Linked DNA regions of Homo sapiens: region 2 is linked to region 1. The links are chromatin loops, found by intact Hi-C in ENCODE. Cell type or tissue: transverse colon. All regions are shown on one strand. Each heading gives the region's core, and the rest is flanking DNA. Links, peaks and the distances in the headings are about the cores only. Region 1 has its middle 240 kb from the start of CTSO. Region 2 overlaps GUCY1B1 (guanylate cyclase 1 soluble subunit beta 1).

What was found. A loop is a pair of places that touch in the nucleus more often than their neighbours do. Peaks named below come from ENCODE experiments on the same cell type or tissue, not always from the same donor. Only the 100,000 strongest peaks of a DNase experiment are listed, where the experiment ranks them.
Region 2: it touches region 1 in a loop (12-fold over the local background); 2 of 110 quality-filtered maps call a loop at or near these places.

What each region holds. Positions count from the first base shown.
Region 1 is chr4:156,196,087-156,199,004 of GRCh38, reverse strand. No RefSeq gene overlaps it. Among named protein-coding and RNA genes, the nearest start is that of CTSO, 240 kb to the right of the region's middle. RefSeq lists a silencer at 2,871-2,918. In transverse colon, for the core only: no CTCF peak of the experiment used is centred there; no DNase peak of the experiment used is centred there.
Region 2 is chr4:155,800,862-155,803,779 of GRCh38, reverse strand. It overlaps GUCY1B1 (guanylate cyclase 1 soluble subunit beta 1), which reads right to left. Exons shown (of 14, transcript NM_000857.5): 10 at 1,201-1,438; 11 at 16-156. Among named protein-coding and RNA genes, the nearest start is that of GUCY1B1, 43 kb to the right of the region's middle. In transverse colon, for the core only: no CTCF peak of the experiment used is centred there; no DNase peak of the experiment used is centred there; H3K27ac peaks cover 2,500 bases.

The DNA of each region.
Region 1 (2,918 bases), core at 129-2,628:
TGTACCGGAAGAATCCGATCACACATAGGCTTGGAGAATGAGCGCAAGGTTTTATTGAGTAGAAGTAGCTCTCCGCCGATGGGGCAGTCAGAAGGGAGATGGTTGTCCCCTGGAGTTGGGCCACTCGGGGGCATCCGGCTCTCTTCCGACTCTCTTCCGACTGCCCCCACCAAACTCCACCTCGTGCCACCGGTGGATGCCCTGCCAGTGTGCCAGCATCCGTCAGTGTCCTCTTCCACTGGCAGGCTCGCCAAGGCCAGCCACTTGTGTCTTCTTCCACCTAGGTGTTCCTCACGACATCAAGCTGCTTGTGTCTCTGCCTTGCTAGGGTCTTGGGCTTTTATAGGCCCAGGATGGGGGCGTGACGGGCCAGGGTGTTCTTGGGAAATGCAACATTTGGGTGCGAAGGCAGGAGTACCTGCCCTCAGCTAGGTCCGTGGGGGTGGAACCCTAGCCAGGGACCACGCCCTCCTCTACCCGGCACTTCCCTTCCCGTACTCTGTATCATTTAAGGGGACCAGGCTCTTCCCTTCCCAGCACTCCTGTATCAATACTATAATTCTATCTTTTCGTCGTGCAAGTTTGAAAGAAGAAAGCATAAAACATTTTGATTTAACTCCCGTGTTCTACTGGTTCTCTTGCTGATGGAAGTTAGATTTGCTTCTATTGGAACCTAAGTTCCCACAGGTAATACAGTACGCTTGAAGAAAAGTTTCCCACCAGATTAATTTATCAAAACTGAGTTATTCACAGTAATAAAGTTTTAAGGAAAAGGCTTAGGCATGTCGAATCCCACCTTAACACGAAGCTTGTCTTGCCAAACGACCCTTATGGAAACACAAAACCGCAAGCCTGAAACTTCTGTCAAAGCACTGTGAACCACAGTCGGCTTTTGGAGACCAGGGAATTTGAAAAGTCAGAATGACAGATTCATACCACCTGGTCAGTCCGATTATTTTTAAATCCAGCCCAGGATTATAATTAGTGATACATACAGCAGAGAGATTCTCTAAAGAGGCATAATGACCCAGGGGGGCCAGTGAATCAGTCCTGGGATTGAATCCTGCAGCTCTGTCACAGGCTAGATGGGATATTGTTATGACTTATGTCAATTTGGTTTTTCAGAATTATGTAGTTACTTTACAAAATACTATTAACTTTCAGTTAGTTAGAAGAGGGTGAGAATTTTTTTTTCTTTTTCTTTTGCCTATCGCAAGCTATCAGGTGGCATGTTACAATGAAAAAATCTCAGATCAAATCTAAGAGACATTAAATATTTATCATTAAGTAGGCAATAAAACATTCACTCTTCCTATTATATAAACTCAATGAAACCCTGGTCTCTGAACTTGTAGCTAGATATAACAGTACATTGCCTAAAATTTTTACCAAGATAGCTGCCAGTTTAGGCTAATGAAAGAACTTAGTTTTGTTTTGCTTTGCTTTTTTCCAAGAGTCCTAAGTGGCCAAAAGCAGAACGGAGAGTCCCAAGCGTCATTTTGAATCATAGATGTAATTAAGCTCATTCCATTCCTACACTCTACTCATGCAAGGCCAGCTGCGCTCCTGAAATGGGAAAAGTTCCCTATCCTCCTTGCAGGGCCGGTGGTGGGGGTGCGGCTTGCTTCTTTGGTGCCTGGCAGCTCAAACCTCTAGGGGGAACATGCAGACAGGCAGGTTGTGGTTGCGGGCTCCAACCAACCCCATGGCAGTGTCTAGGGGTGAATGTTTACAGTTCCTGAAGCCCCGGTGGGTGTCTGTTACAGTGTGTTCTTTTCGTTTTGCCATCTGTAGGCAGCTTGTGTTAATCTGTTCAAATAGATCATGGGCCTTACTGCAAGAACAGAGGGCTTTCTGTATCCCAGGGTTCTTGACTTGGTGTACCTGAAAAATTGGATCACGTGTGGCCTTGGATAATAAGTCCAAGGTTTCATAGAATGGTGGAAGTAGCTCTCAGCAGGTGGATGGGGAGCCAGAAGAAGCATGGAGTAAGAAGGTGGTTTTCCCCTGGGGTTGGGCTGCTCAGTGGCCAGATTCTCCTCCAATGGCCCCGGCCAAATTCCCCTTGGCGCCACGTCATTCGCCTGTCTGCTGGTGTCTGCTGGTGCCTGTTGGTGGCTCTTCTGCTCCTCTGCTCCTCTCCACGTCCAGCTGCCTGTGTGCTCTTCTGCTGGTGTGTTCCTCTTGACGTCCAGCCACTTGTGTCTGTGCCTGCTAGGGTCTTGGAGTTTTTAGACACACAGGATGTGGGAAGTGGCAGGCCAGGGTGGTCTTGGAAAATGCAACATTTGGGCATGAAAACAAGAGTGCCTGTCCTCACCTACATCCGTGGGCACAGGCCCAAGGGTGGAGCTGTCGCCAGGGACCCCACCATTCTCTTCTTAGCACTTCCCTGCCCCCTACCGTATTTCTCCCATGGTATTTCCAGCCCATTCCCCTATCTTAAACACCAACTTTTTCACCGATGAACCGTAACTTCTAGCATTTCTGTTATTTAACAACCATTCAATATTTTGGAAAGATAAAGACAGCTATAAATTAGAAACAGTCTATTCTGGAGCTTGGGCTTCTGTTTGTATGTTGCTGTTATTTTAGGGTTTTGTTCTTATTTTTTTCCAAATGTTAACTAAGCGAGTACTTTTTGAGTCACTCAGTGTGTATATTTCTGATTAGAATACTTAAAATATTAACTAATTGCTCCTATGATGTAAACTGAAATAAATACATATCTCTCTCTTATTTTGTTTGGGCTTTTTAACAAAATACCATGGACTGGGTGGTTATAAACAAGAGAGATTTCTCACAGTTGGAGGCCAGGAAGTCTAGGATGAAGGTTCTAGCTGACTTGGTGTCTGGTGAAGGCCCACTTCCTCATAGAGAGCTGTGTTCTTACTCAAGCTCATGTAGCACAGGGAGCT
Region 2 (2,918 bases), core at 281-2,780, 400 kb after region 1:
ACTTCATTTACTAACCTGAACAGATTCACCATCTACTTGAACCTGGCCAGCAATTTCCATCATGTCCAAGGCCAGGTGGCAGATGGATCGTGCATGGTGAATGCATGGCTCTGGTAAACCACTCACTGTCATATACTTGTCACCAACAGTCTCCACCTAACAGTACATATATTTAGATGTTCACGGTTAGCATAAAAAAGACTGTTTCATTTATTACCCTAACAAAAAACATATTTTTTCAAGTCTACCAGCAACTTTAAGCTTCCCTCCCCCTTTAATTCTCTTAAAATTCTAATATATTCAACTCCAACAAAATGAAACCTTGCAATTACTTATAATTTACACACATGATGGACACTTGGGGTCTTTGATGACGGGCAGGTACAGACATAGAATTATTTTTCCTTTAGTAAGCAATTAATTTCTCACCTCAGATAACTTTATAATTCAGAAGAATAATTTTTTACATTTCTACCTAAAACAGTGATGGCTTGACGGCATGGAGAGCCACCATTTCAAGTTCAGTGATTTATCACGGTCATTAATCATTTGTTTGTATGATGTGCTCACCACATGCTAGAGTGTACCTCAGAAAATGACTATAAAATAAATAGTCCTTGTGTAGTTATATTACCCCAGATATCTAGAGATGGTTTACTTAACATTCTTGCCTTTATGTAGCAATATTCCACTGACTTCTTTTTTCCAATATTATATTTATTTCTAAATGAAACAAAGGGCAAAAACGCCTTATAAATGTTTATCTTCTTCAAGTTGATGTTATCTAAACGCAAATCTGAGTCCTTCTCATGCTTCATGACTTCTTTACTGTACAAAGCATTTATATATCTCAGTAAAAATGTCTCTTGCAGAGGACTAAAATGAATGCTATGTTTATACTACATGTGATAAACAGCCTGTCCAGATTTGTTAGCCTAAGTGCAAATAAGATGGTGAACATTTCATTTTAACCAGGGAATCACCCACTTCATGAAACATTCATTGTGGTTACAAGGAAGAGACAGTTTTATAACAAGAGGCAATTATTTAAGAACATGGTAAAGAGTGAATACATGGAGGCTCACTGTACTCAAGGCTGCAGTGCTGGAGTCAGAGAGCTGTGATGACATGGCCTCTGGAGGGGAGTCTCAGAACGCCAGCCTCTGGATAGCTCTGCAGTCAGCGATAAAGAACACTTGCCTTATAAACAAATGGGTTTTTCCGGGAATCAGTCAGTGTGTCAAATCTGGTGTAGAGGTCGTTGAGGAGGTTGACGATCTTCATGGCTCCTTCTCCAGATGCATGCTTGCTACAGAAAGCATTGAAGCCCACAATGCCACTAAAGAGGATGGTCACATTGTCATATCTTTTGGCAGGCACTGGACGCTTGTGCCGCAGCTCATTGGCAACAGACGGAGGAAGGACAGAATACAGCAATCTGTTCAGTGGGATCAGCAGAAAGCCACTGTAAGAAATACTGGGAAAGCCTTTAGTGCTTCTGCTGTCCTTTTCACACAGCATCAGTGTCGTTTGTACTTTAAAGGCCTGGATTCTAGCAGGACATCCTCTAAAATTAGCATCAAATATTAGCTGTATTTATAAGCAAGGATTTACAGAAAACATAAATTATTTGTTCATCCTAATCACATAAGACATCCGCAAGCCCAAACTAGTTCAAACCAAATCAAAATAAGCCAAGCAAACAGACAAAACAAAAAGACTGGTAATAGAAAATCAAAGTTTTCATTTGTAGTCCTGTATTCTGACCCTGCTATTACGATAGTCACAGTATGAAGACTGTCATTACCAGCACCTAAAACATGGTATGAATAGCACAATAATGGAAACAGGTTTGCCTCTTAGAATAAGAAATATGTCTCTATTTTTGGTAAGTAATATTAAAAGAAGCAGAATTTCTCTCCAGTCTCATTCATGCCTCACTCCTCCATAGAAGAAACTGATAAAACCAGAGGAAGTTGGTCTAGAAAATAAATTATTGTATTTCTTTAGGTACAACTGAGACTACTATGGGATCATGCTAAGGGACAAATGTGAGCACACAGGAGGAGGATGACAGCTGGTGAATTTAGAGGGAAAGAAGCAGAAACTAGACCTATGGGCTCTGGATTGGAAGACTGAAGAGGAACAAATGAAGCCTTCCTGCCTTTTTCTTCCTGCCTTTTGCTCTAAAGCAAAAGGGCATATGTGGGAAGTTTAAATATGCAAAATGGAGCTGAGCTCTCAATGTTTTTCCTAGTCATAGTAGAATTTCTCCGGTCTTTCATTTTCAACTTTTAAACATTGAATGTTTTATGAAATATTAAAGCTATATTTGAATAGTAAGTATGAACAGTAAAACTACTTAGCTTTAAAGAAAATTAATAGTAAATGGTTTCTAATGACATCACCTTGAAACCCAAATATCTACAAAAACCAAATTCTAAATCTAATAATCTAAAAAATAATATAAGGATTTTTGAAGCACAGTAACTCGAAATGGTGCAAATAGTTCCTGAATGTGAAACCCACCTTGGGGAATCCAAACAAAGAAGTAGTTCTGTAATAAGTACTTATCAGCTACTCGTATTAAAGACAAGGCCGCTGTTTAACTCCCAGCAACTCCCAGTTTTGGACTCCTGGTCTAGGAAGAGAAGCTAATACTCTGCTTAAGCTGACAATTTAGGAAAAGAAGTGAATTAAGAGCTTTTTCAGTACAGAATATCTGCATATGTCATAATTTAAAGGCTATGTTATTTATAGTGCTGGTTATTTATCTATTTATCATGAATGTAGATATTAGCAAATTGAGTCACAATACAAAAAAAATGAAACCTAGATGATTTTCTAATACAAACAGCCAGAACAGAATATTGAGTAACTCAAACCTACAAACCCATGTGACTTTGAACGTTAGTCCT